2 separate regions of the Homo sapiens genome follow, and region 1 is linked to region 2. The links are chromatin contacts, found by Hi-C in ENCODE. All regions are on one chromosome and are shown on one strand. Each heading gives the region's core, a stretch centred on a gene start or an enhancer-like site at or near the end of the contact. The rest is flanking DNA. Distances are from core to core; before and after follow the strand shown.

The links. A loop is a pair of places that touch in the nucleus more often than their neighbours do. Pooled maps may share reads with other maps.
Region 1: a map of prostate gland shows a loop between it and region 2 (5-fold over the local background). The contact joins the promoter of ZNF469 here to the enhancer-like site in region 2. A Hi-C loop is called at or near these places in 2 of 168 maps with a recorded cell type or tissue (ovary and prostate gland) and 7 of 50 pooled maps.

What each region holds. Positions count from the first base shown.
Region 1 is chr16:88,378,692-88,384,406 of GRCh38, forward strand. It overlaps ZNF469 (zinc finger protein 469), which reads left to right and starts at 4,268. Exons shown (of 3, transcript NM_001367624.2): 1 at 4,268-4,563. RefSeq lists enhancers at 1,995-2,539, 3,084-3,627.
Region 2 is chr16:87,981,139-87,986,606 of GRCh38, forward strand. BANP (BTG3 associated nuclear protein) reads left to right here. Exons shown (of 14, transcript NM_001386991.1): 4 at 2,922-3,121. Among named protein-coding and RNA genes, the nearest start is that of BANP, 32 kb to the left of the region's middle. RefSeq lists an enhancer at 1,981-2,573. Within about 2 kb of position 1,558, at least 3 of the 41 ENCODE cell types and tissues checked have a DNase peak (open chromatin) inside an H3K27ac peak, as active enhancers do.

The DNA of each region.
Region 1 (5,715 bases), core at 3,018-5,517, 400 kb after region 2:
TCAGCACCTGGGACAGGCTCGACCACTAACTGCCACATCTTTGGGATGGGCTCTTTGCATCCTCCAGCCTCAGCTTCCCCTATCTAGCAAATGGGATTAAAGAGCCCATGAGATCACAGGTGAAGCTTGCTTTGAAAACTCCCAGAGTGTTTAAACGTCCCACATGCCACATCTCGGCCACAGGTCTGGTCCTCGCTCGGAGGTCTCCTCTCTCGAGAGCCCATCTGGGGCAGGCGTGGGCCCACACGTGGCAGGGGTGCGGCCTTGCTCTCAAGGTGCATGGTTGTCAGGATGGACGGGTGTCCACACACCCAGGCCATCAGCGCTGACCTCGAGTGCCAATGGCAATTGCCCTTGGAATCTGTCGGAGGCTTCTCGTGCCTCCCCCTGCATGGCGCTGGTTACTCGGTTTCATTTTTACATCAGGCAAAAGTCCAGGGGGTGACTCGTGTGAGCTGGCCCTCCTGACCGTCTACTGGGACCCAGGAAACCTCGCCCCCCGAGGTTGATCAGTAGCAGGCCTGGAGCTCTGGGCAGCATGTGGGCTTGGCCAGGGCATGAGACCTGGCTCAGTGGCTGTGGGTAAGTCTAGTCAGCAGCCTGCTGGGCCAGTTTCCTCCTGGAAAGCAGGGGCTAGGACCACCCGGGAGCCTTCCAGCTCTGCTGAGCTCACAGACACAGGGGACCTTCCCAGCCCCTGCTCCCTGCAGAGCACCCCATCAGGCAACTCCTTCCAGGAGGGGTGGACGTGGCCCTCCTTTTCAGCTCTCTGATGGCTTTGAGGGCTATGAAGAGGGGGAAGAGGCGCTGCCAGGGCCAGGCCAGGGGAGGGACGGGAATCAGGAGGCCAAGCCTGGAGCAAAGCTGCCCCCAGGAGGGTGCTGATACCAGGATTCTCACCTCCCGCCATTGACACCTGGGGCAGGATGATTCCTGTGCACTGGGGAGGCGTGGCAGCAGCCCCTGCCCCCCAGCTAGATGCCAGAGGTAGCTCCCAGTTGTAACAGTCCAAAGTGACTCCTGATGCTGCCACTGGGTTAGTCAAAGCAGGTGGGTGTGGAACATGGGGACAAGGCAAGGGGTGGACGGTGGCTCTGGGACAGGGGAGGTGTGCCGCGGGCCTTGGCCAGGTTGCTAGTCCTCCCTGTGAAAGGGAAGAGGCAGTCCCACCTCGCGGGGTTGTCAGAGTCCTTCACACAGTGACTGGCCCGGAGTGGGTACAGGGTCATCCCCTGTTGTCACCATGCTTGTGAGCATGGACTCTGAGTGAGGGCTTCTGTCATTTCTCACGCCCAGGCGGCATTCAGGTGCCCCAGGGCTAGGAAAAGAACTTGTGTGCATGCATACACATGCAGTCACACACACACATACTCACACACAGACACGCACTCACACACACAAATGCACTCACAGACATGCACTCATACACAAACACACACACAGACACACACTCACACACAAATGCACTCACAGACATGCACTCACACACAAATGCACTCACACACAGACATGCACTCACACACAAATGCACTCACAGACATGCACTCACACACAAATGCACTCACACACGTGCACTCACACACCCAGACATGCACACACACACACGCACTAAAACACAGACATGCACTCACACATGCACTCACACATGCGCTCACACACATGCGCTCACACACAGACATGCACTCACACGCACTCACAGACACGCCCTCACACAGACATGCACTCACACAGATGCATTCACACATACACAGTCACACACAGACATGCACACACACATGCACTCACACATACGTGCACACACACATGCACTCACACAGACATGCACACACACGCACTAACACACACGCACTAACACAGACATGCACTCACACACAGACGCCCTCACACAGACATGCACTCACACACATGCACTCACACACGCACACACCCAGACATGCGCTCACACACATGCACTCATACACACACAGACACGCCCTCACACAAGACATGCATTCACACACATGCACTCACACTCAGACATGCACTCATACACACACAGACATGCACTCACACACAGACATGCACTCACAGACGTCCTCACACACATGCACTCACACACATGCACTCACACATGCACACACACCCAGACACACACACACACGCACTCACACAGACATGCACTCACATGCACTCACACACAGTCATGCCCTCACCCAGACATGCACTCACACACACTCACAGACATGCACTCACACAGACACGCACTCACACACAGACACGCCCTCACACACAGACATGCACTCACACATATGCACTCACACAGACATGCACTCACACACATGCGCTCACAGACATGCACTCACACACATGCACTCACACAGACACGCTCTCACACACAGGCATGCACTCACACACGCACTCACACACCCGGACATGCACTCGCACACACGCACACACAGACATGCACTCACACACACACTCACACACAGACACGCCCTCACACACAGACATGCACTCACACACATGCATTCACAGACACACACACAGACATGCACTCACACACGCACTCACAGACATGCACTCACACGCACTCACACAGACATGCACTCACACACACGCACTCACACACATGCACTCATGCACTCACACACAGAGACATGCACTCGCACACAGACACACACTTATACACACATGCACTCACACACAGAGACATGCATTCACACACACGCACTCACACACAGACATGCACTCTCTCACACACACACACGGGTTTGGAAATTGAAGTCTTTCTTAGAAACAAGAACAGACCCAGTAGAAACGAGAAGGAAGGAAACGCCCTCTGGGGTCTTTGTCCACAGCCAGGGGACCCCTGGCCCTTGAAACTTTAGGAAACCCGCTTGATTGAAATCCTGATTAACTCGAGAGGGTTTCTTAGTTCTTCCCCATTTTCCATGGAAAGGGAGATCCCAGGACCTGGAGGCCCCAGATGATGCCATGGAAATGTGAGCCAAGCCTCGAGCCTCTGGGGCCTTTCAGCCCCTGCCCCTTTTTCAATTCACGTTTTCGCGTCCACTGGCAGGAATGCCATGTGCTGCGATGCCAGCACAGAAACCCCACTGCCATGTGCAGTTCCTTTTAGTTTATTCTATACCGTTCGCAGAGTCCCAAAACAGCTTCAGGAGGCAGACCAGATTGGGGGAGGGGCAGGCCCACTCATTGGCTCCACCAGAAGGCCCGTGGTTAGGCCACACCTTGCTTTACATAATAAAGGTGTCCTTAAAAGGGTGTGCAACTTGAACTTGCGTAAGTAAAGCGTGCTTGACCTGCTCCCGGGGGACCTTTGTCTGAAGGACTAATTCTGAAAGCATTCCTTTCTGCGAAGTCCCCCCACTGCCACCCTATTTCTTAGAAGTCCACCAAGTTCATGACTTGGGATCCTCTGAAGTGGGGGAGGGCGATCCGTCCCCAGATGCTGCCCGTAACGCTGCACCCCTGCCCTTGGAGGAGGCCCACACGCCCCTGTCTGGGACAGCCGGGGACGGGCACGTACTGGGCCAGGGGGCTCTGCCTGGAGCCATCTCCGCCGTGTGGCCTTGGGCAGGTTCCTTGTCTTCTTCAGGCCTTGGTTTCCTTGGCTGTGAATGGAGATGTTGGACAAATGACCGGTAAGGGCCTCTCCCTCTCTAGGGGCCTGGATGGCTCCTAGCGCCCCACCAGCAATGCTGCCGAACTCACGGGCCAGTCTGGGGCAGTCCCAGGGCTGGACAAGGGACCCAGAGTGGAGACACGAAGGTCTGGGGGCAATGTTAGCTCCCACCTATGAGAAAGCGTGCCATGGGGACCTCCTTATGGTGCCTTCGAGGGCCAACTTGAGCCACTCAAACCGAACTTGCCCAGGCAGGTGCCAGGTGCCAGTCGGGACATCCCCCACCTCCTAGACAGAAGCACAGGGACAAGCGTGTCATGTGTGGGCACCTGGGGAGCTGGAGCGCAGGCCAGGGATGGAGATAGAGCAGCCACTGGAAGCCACATGGGTAGCATTATGGCAGACGTTTTTTAAGTTGTGCTGAATGCAGCGTTTCCGTCTCAGCAGCAAGGCCTGCCATTCTGGGGTGGGCTGGCTGGGGAGTGTGAAGAGGGGGTTCAGGGAGCAATGCCTCAGGGCCCCCCATCGCCGGGGTGGGTCCCATGAAACAAACACCTAGGAAAAGCGGCGCTAAAAATAGCTGGGGGGAGGGTGCGGGGGCGGCGGAGTCTGTAACCTAAGCCGCCCCAGCCTCCGGGGGGCAGACCCCGCGGCCGCCGGCCGGCGTCCGGCCTTCCCAGCACCCGGCCCAGGGCTGGAGCTGGCTGCAGGGCTGGCCCGCGGCGACCTGGGCAGGGTGGCGGCTGCTCCCTCTCCTCCCACCCCGCCCCGAGGCGCAGCGCGCGGCAGAGCGGCTCGGTGCCCGGCGGGCGGGCGGCCCGGGCGGGCCTGCGGTCGGGATGAGGACGGCGCCTCCGCTGCAGAGCGCTGGGGCGGCGCGGGCCGGGAGCTCGTTGGCGGCGGCCGGCGTGGCGGGCGGAGCGGGCCTCGGAGCGGAGGTGAGTGCGGATGCGCCGCCTGGGCGCGCGCGGTGCCTGGGGACCCCGGGCTGGAACGCGGGGCGGGGGTGTCACCGGGCTGCGCGGGGGTCTCCGGCCCGGCTCCCGCTCCTGCGCCCTCGGGGGCCGCTCCCCGGCGGGGCCGGACCCTCCCAGCGCTCGCGGCGCCCGGCCCGGCTCCCCCGACCTCCTCCTCCCGGGCCCGGACGTGCGGGGCAGCGAGCGCCGGGGCCCGGCGGGGGCCGCAGCCTTGCCCGGAGCGGAGCGTTGGCAGCGCGGGGTCCGGCTCCGTGGGCAGTTTGGGAAGCGCCCGGGCAACGTACTGGCGAGGGCCGCGGAGCGAGGGGCTCGGGGAGCGGGACCTCCGGGCGGGGCTGCGGGGAGCGGGGCCCGGGCCGCCCCATTCATCGCGGATCGGAGCCGGGGGTGCCCCAGCCGTGCCGCCGCCTCCTCCGGGCCGCCCGCCCGGGCGTGCTGGCCCCGCGGCGCTCCGAGCGCGGCATAGGCTTGCGAGTCGGCGGTGTCAGCGCCCCGGACGGGGGTGGGAGCTTTGGAGCCCACCCTGGGGGAGACCACGCCGCACCCCCGCCCAGCCCCGCGCACCCCCAGAGGCTTTTGCAGAGCCGGGAAGTTGGCTGGACGTCTAGACCCGTGGGGACGCGGCGCCCCGCGTGGCGGCGGCCGGAAGGGAAGGCCAATGGGGCTCGGGGGACTCCCGCGGCCACCCAGTCCTTGTCCCTGCACCCTGGGCCGAGGGCAGAGGGACAGGTCCCCGGCGGGGGCGGGGGGGCAGCTCAGCTGCCAAGTCCGCTCCTGCAGCGGAGGCGGTTAACTGCTTCATCCCCAGCCGTGAGCCATGCTGGGCATAGGGAGTGTGCCACGTGTTATCACGTTTAATCCTTACGTCCTGAGATCCGTGTTAACCCAAGTCTTAGATGCAGAAACTGATGGTCAGAGTGGGCTGATGCTGGGAAGTGAGCACAGCACGCGGTAGTGTCGTGGACAGCCCCTGCCCATTCTGCCAAGAGCAAGTCTAGTTCCCTTCTGCCGGTCGGGTGGACAAAGGTGTCTTGAGGCCCTCTCAGTGCCCAGCCTGTCCTAGGTGCCCCCAGCACAGCCCACAGCCCTGCATTCCTGAAAATAAACAAAATA
Region 2 (5,468 bases), core at 308-2,807:
ACTCTGTTCTGTGGTGTGTAGTGCGTTGCAGATTTCAAGGGCTGCTATAACAAATCACCATCAATGGGATGGCTTCAAAATGTAGCCTCTCAGCTGTGGAGGCCAGAGATCCAAAATCAAGATGCAGGCAGGGTCTCGCTCCCTCCAAAGGTTCTAGAAGGTGGATCCTTCCTGCCTCTTCCAGCTTCTAGTGGCTCCGGCCCTGCCTCAGCTTGTGGGGCTCCTTCCAGCTCTGCCTTCCTCTTCATGTTGCGGCCGCCTCTGTGTGTCTGTGACTGTTTCCCCTTCTCTCCTCTAGTAAGGACTTGTCATTGGATTTAAGGCCCACCCTAATCCAGGTTGATCTCATTGACTAAATTACATCTACACAGACCCAAAGAGTTTCTAAATTACATCTGCACAGTTTCCAAAGAGACCACATGGGTAGGTTCTGGCGGTTAGGATGTGGGTATATCACTTTAGGATGTGGCTATATCACCAGGCAGCCCGCTACAGAAGAGTGTGAGCCATTTTTTCTCTTGAAGAGCACAAAGAGTAAGAATTGTTTACCTTGAGATGCTGCTGAAGGAGGCATCTTCCCACACACCTGCAGGCCCATTTTGGATGGAAGGAAAGTGAAGTTTCTACCAGTGATGAATGACTTCTGTGTCTGCCATTTAAGTCACTTAGATTCTAAAGTTTACTAGATGGGGTTCTTGGGAACTGCTCATTCAGTGAATTATTTTTGGATCTTTGAATTTGCTTGGTTGGTTCCAGTGTTTGCAGAGTCACCGAGGTAAATATCGGCACATGTGAGAAGGTTATGAGAGCAACACAAAACCAAAGTCACTTTTCATATAATTCTTCTACTTACACAGGGTGTCTATTTGGTAATATTTAATTTGTTTTGTTAACAAGGAGAAGCAGTGTAAATGTGTACGAAAAACTTACAAATAAATTGACTGTAAAATGCCTGTTTCCAACCAATGGATAGGATGTGGCTCTGTTAGTAAACACTGCGTTATCATTCCCTAAATAAAACGCAGCTCTGATTTTATCACAGAACACACATCTGTTGCACATAGAACAGAAATGTATAAAGTGGGCACGGGAGTGGCCCTGCCTTCCTCCTTGTCCCACTGTTGAGAAGAGGGTGGGCCCCCGGTTGAATGTGACTTGCGTAGAGTCGTGTGCGTGGCTCTAGGTTGTTTTATTGGTATATAAGAGTGATTTTTCCCAAAACCCCAGGCAGAATCATTTGTAATTCAGAATTAAAATAACATGGGTGTACTGTGTAAAGAATTTGAGAGCCAAACATTTGATGTTCTCCGGTTGTTGAAAATAGCGGCGTTATCAGTGGCCATTCAGGGATTCAGCCACCTATTGTTGCTTTTCACGACGATGCATGTTTGTCATGCCAGGGACCGTGCCTCCTTTGTAGGTAAGCTGATTGAGTGTCATCACGTGGGCTTGAGTCCACCTGACGCCGTGGCTCCTTCCCTCTCTCACACGCGCCTTCAACAGAGAGTAGTCAGTCAGGGAGGGTGAGTTTCAGTTGGTTTCTTTAGCTCCTGTCTATATCAGCGCCCAGTGGTGAATCTTGCCAGGAGAGGTGGTGACCTGAGAAAAGGCGAGTTGTTGGGCAATATGTGGATTTTCCCTCCTGCAGGGCTGTCCCTGCCACTGTGTACGCCAGGTTTCCATGCCAGCTACATGATGTATGATATCACTGCAGTTTTGATATTCTGCAGATTCCCTTGAGATCAGAAAGGAGAGTGGGCATAAGCAGTGTTGTAGGTCAGCTGCAGTTATTGGGAAAGCCGTTCCGGCTCCAATGTGGGCCGGCCTCCCGCTCCCCTGTCAATGTGGGCCGGCCTCCCGCTCCCCTGTGCTGCGAGCTCCACGGCCCGCTCTCAGTGGCTGCCTCAGTGCCACCCCTGCTGTCTCGAGCCTACCTCCCCCTTCCTTCTGATGTGCACACTTTGGACCCCACGCTCTTTAGGTCATGGGCAGGAAAGGAGAGAGAAAAGACGAAACACGAATTCTGTGCTGTTTTCAGCTGTTGATTCTTAAGGCAGGTGCCAGCCTTCCTGAGTACTAAGCAGGGCTGGTGGGCGCTCCCCCAACCTGTCCCTCCCTAGACCTGAAGGAGTGTCCTTCTGTCTGCTGGTGAGACCTGGTGGAGGGTGTCTCTTTTGCACAGTGCAATTCCTGTGTGATTAACACGTTTCCACGTGTGCTCATGGTGGCTCCTGGCTGGGACGGCAGCTGGGGAAATGAAATTCTTCCCTTTCTGGTTTGTGTGTTTCTCTGTTTCTTGGGTTTGGGGTCCGGCACGTGACTGCTCACTGGTTACTTGGAGTTAGGAATCCGGAGGAGACTCAGCCGGAAAGGTCAGACGTGGAGCCCGGCTTTGCCAACCACTAGGTGGCAAGCTTGCCGCTCAAGAGCCCCACGGGAGCCTCAGGACCAAATCCCAAGTCAGGGCCACAGGGGGTCCCGTCACCTTTTCCCATTAGGCAGCGGGCTGTGAGGCGAATGTGCGTGGCCTGTGGCTTTTATGCTGTGTCGATGTTAGGTGTAATCTGTTTTTATTGTTGAGAAGATTTGACTAGTTTTATGTGTAAATTTACTGATTAATAATAACATATTAAAGTACATTTTTAAAATTAAATGGGCTTAACCAAGAATTGCAACTGCACGTAGAAGTGAAACCATGACTAAATCATCACATTTGAAACAGGACGTGTGACTCGTGTGTAAAATGTGGACGTGTTACTCACATGTTTCTGGCTCATAGCTCACGGGCTATTTCCAGTGTGGGGATTGTTCTGTCTGAATAGATAGAGTTGAGATCAGGAAATAGCTGTTTGGTGTTTCTTGGGGTTGTCTTCTTACAGTTCAGGAGACCCTTCCTAAAGCCGGTCTTTTTTCACTTCCAGTCATTCCTGTATTCCATCAACCAGACAATCTGCTTGCGGTTGGATAGCATTGAAGCCAAATTGCAAGCCCTGGAGGCTACTTGTAAATCCTTAGAAGAAAAGCTGGATCTGGTCACGAACAAGCAGCACAGCCCCATCCAGGTCCCCATGGTGGCCGGCTCCCCTCTCGGGGCAACCCAGACGTGCAACAAAGTGCGATGGTAAGAACAGACCAGGGTGCCGGGGCCTTCAGGTCACTTGGGGAGAAGCGCGTCACCTCCTCGCCCAGGCCCGCAGCTTAGTGGCTCAGTTTGCTGGAGATGCGCGGTGTCTGCCTCAGCAGTCTCAGCAGTTTCTAACTAAAGCTGACTTTTAGTTAGACCGAAACCGAACACATGGCATCCTGCCAGGATGACCTGAAGTCATCCTCACGTTTCCTTTCCACATAAAGCCGACCCATGCACCTTTTCTTTGGAACTAACCCACCAGATCTTAGAAAATGTACATGTGCTTCTTTCCTTTTTCCTACTCTACCTGGCTAGTCTTTACATATGTTTTTCTTCGTATGTGGTGTTTATACATTTCACATGAATATATCAAACTTTTCATTCAAGTCTGCAGTTTTTATTTTGCTTATTTTTAAAAAGTAGAGTCTAATGAGTCTAATCTTAGAAAGCTGTGTGGTAGTTTGCAAACTGTTTGAGTAGAACCTTTATGATGTCTTAGAAAGTCTCGGACCTGCTTGGTGTCCACTCATCCGAGGCTTCCTGTCAGATATTCCAGCCGACAGCTCGTGCTGAAGCGCAGGCTCTGGTGTCGCTAGCCTTCCCCACGCCTGGCCAGAAAGAAGTCCTGCTTGAGGCAGTGGACACGGCACGGCTTTGTGCTTGACGAGGGGCCTTTTGACTGAGCGCTACTCACTTCAGGTTCCCTGGCCTGGCTGTAGCCTTCTGCCCGGTGTGTCTGGGAGGAGAGAGAATGGTGGGACGGCAGCGGGGGCGCCGGGGAGGACATGTGGACGCCGAGGAATGGGAGCCGCAACAAGCCTGGAGGGACTGTTGTGACCTCGCTGCCCGTGTGTGCTGGTGGCTGGCGCTGGGTTAGGTGCTTTGTGGGCCTCGCCAGGGGGTGTGGGAAGTCTGGGGGCAGCTCCACATGACGGCTGCTGTGCTGGCCGAAGCAGTGGTGCCTCTTTGAACTCTCGGGCATGCCGGGGCTTTTGGAAACGCTACCCGGCCGTCTTCCGAGCTCCGCTGCTGGTGGTGGAGTTGGCATCTCAGTTCGCAGGCGGGAGCTGGGGATCGTTCACGTGTTACTCTGAGATGGGGCCTTCACCCTGCACAAATGCTGTCACTCACGTGTCTCCCCCCAGCAGGAGTTTGTTTACCGTGTCCTCTGTGCAGGGACGCTGTTGGGCTCCCAGGTCAGGTGTGCAAAGCTGTTAGACCCAATGCCTTTTTTTTTAGGATAGTTTTTTGGGGTAATGTCCTCTTACCCTAAAATGCAGTTCTTAGAAAATATAATTTATGTTTCAAAAAAAAAGAAAATGTAATTTATAACTTATAGTTATTAGACTGTCCTAGCTATAGAGAATGAATGTGATAGTATTGTGTAATAAGACAACACATTTCAACATGATGATGGTTGGCTGTGAAAAAGCCGGACGTCCCACCTGGTATGTTGCGTCCTGGTGACCGGGGGGCAGTCCCTGCAGACGGACCCAGGTGTGACACTGGGAGTTCAGCCCCCAGCTGGTGATAGAATATTACAGAATGGTGAGCAGTTCCTAATGAACTTTCACATAAAGCAAAGTATAATTTTTTCTAGACTTGTAATAGTTGAATTCATGGAAAATTCAAGTCATAGTAAGACTGTGCAAAAATGTTTTGTGTGTAAATGTTGAATAGAGTAAGATTCTGAGTTCAGAGAGTTAGAAGCATGTTTTCCACTCATGAAGCTCTGGTTCATTGTAAGTTATGTGTGTGGAGAGTTTTTGTTGGGTGAGACTGTCTCACTCACTGAAGGACGTCTCAACCTCCCTTACCTCTGCCTGCCAAATTCCAGTACTCTCTGAATCTTGACCACCAAAGATGTCCCACGGGATCTCAAAGCACCCCTGGGCACCTGCATTGAGAACCACTGTTTTAAGGAATTAAACACAAGGATGAACGAACCTCTCCTGTCCCCGGAGCCTTGCGTGCTGGCGGACAGCTGCCCATCACGTGTCACTTGTCACTTGTCACGTTGTGCCAGTGCTGGGCAGGTCATTGTCACCACTTGGGAAAAGCGTTGACAAAATTGGTCGTTAGATTCCACCGCTGACAATGTGTGATGGGGGGAGAGGTTCCTCTGTGAAGAACTCCAAAGGCTGGAGTGTAGTTTCTGTAGTGGGTTGGCCTTGAGGGTGCCTTGCTTGGATTCCATCTGCACAGGGCGGAGCTTGGGCCTCTGACTGTCACAGTTGCCCTGACAGACACTGAGGTGACCTCGGCCAAGTCACGCATTCATTCCCATCTGAGTTTCTAGTTTAAGATAAGAGGAAGAGGACCTGGAGCTCCTCTGGGGCTG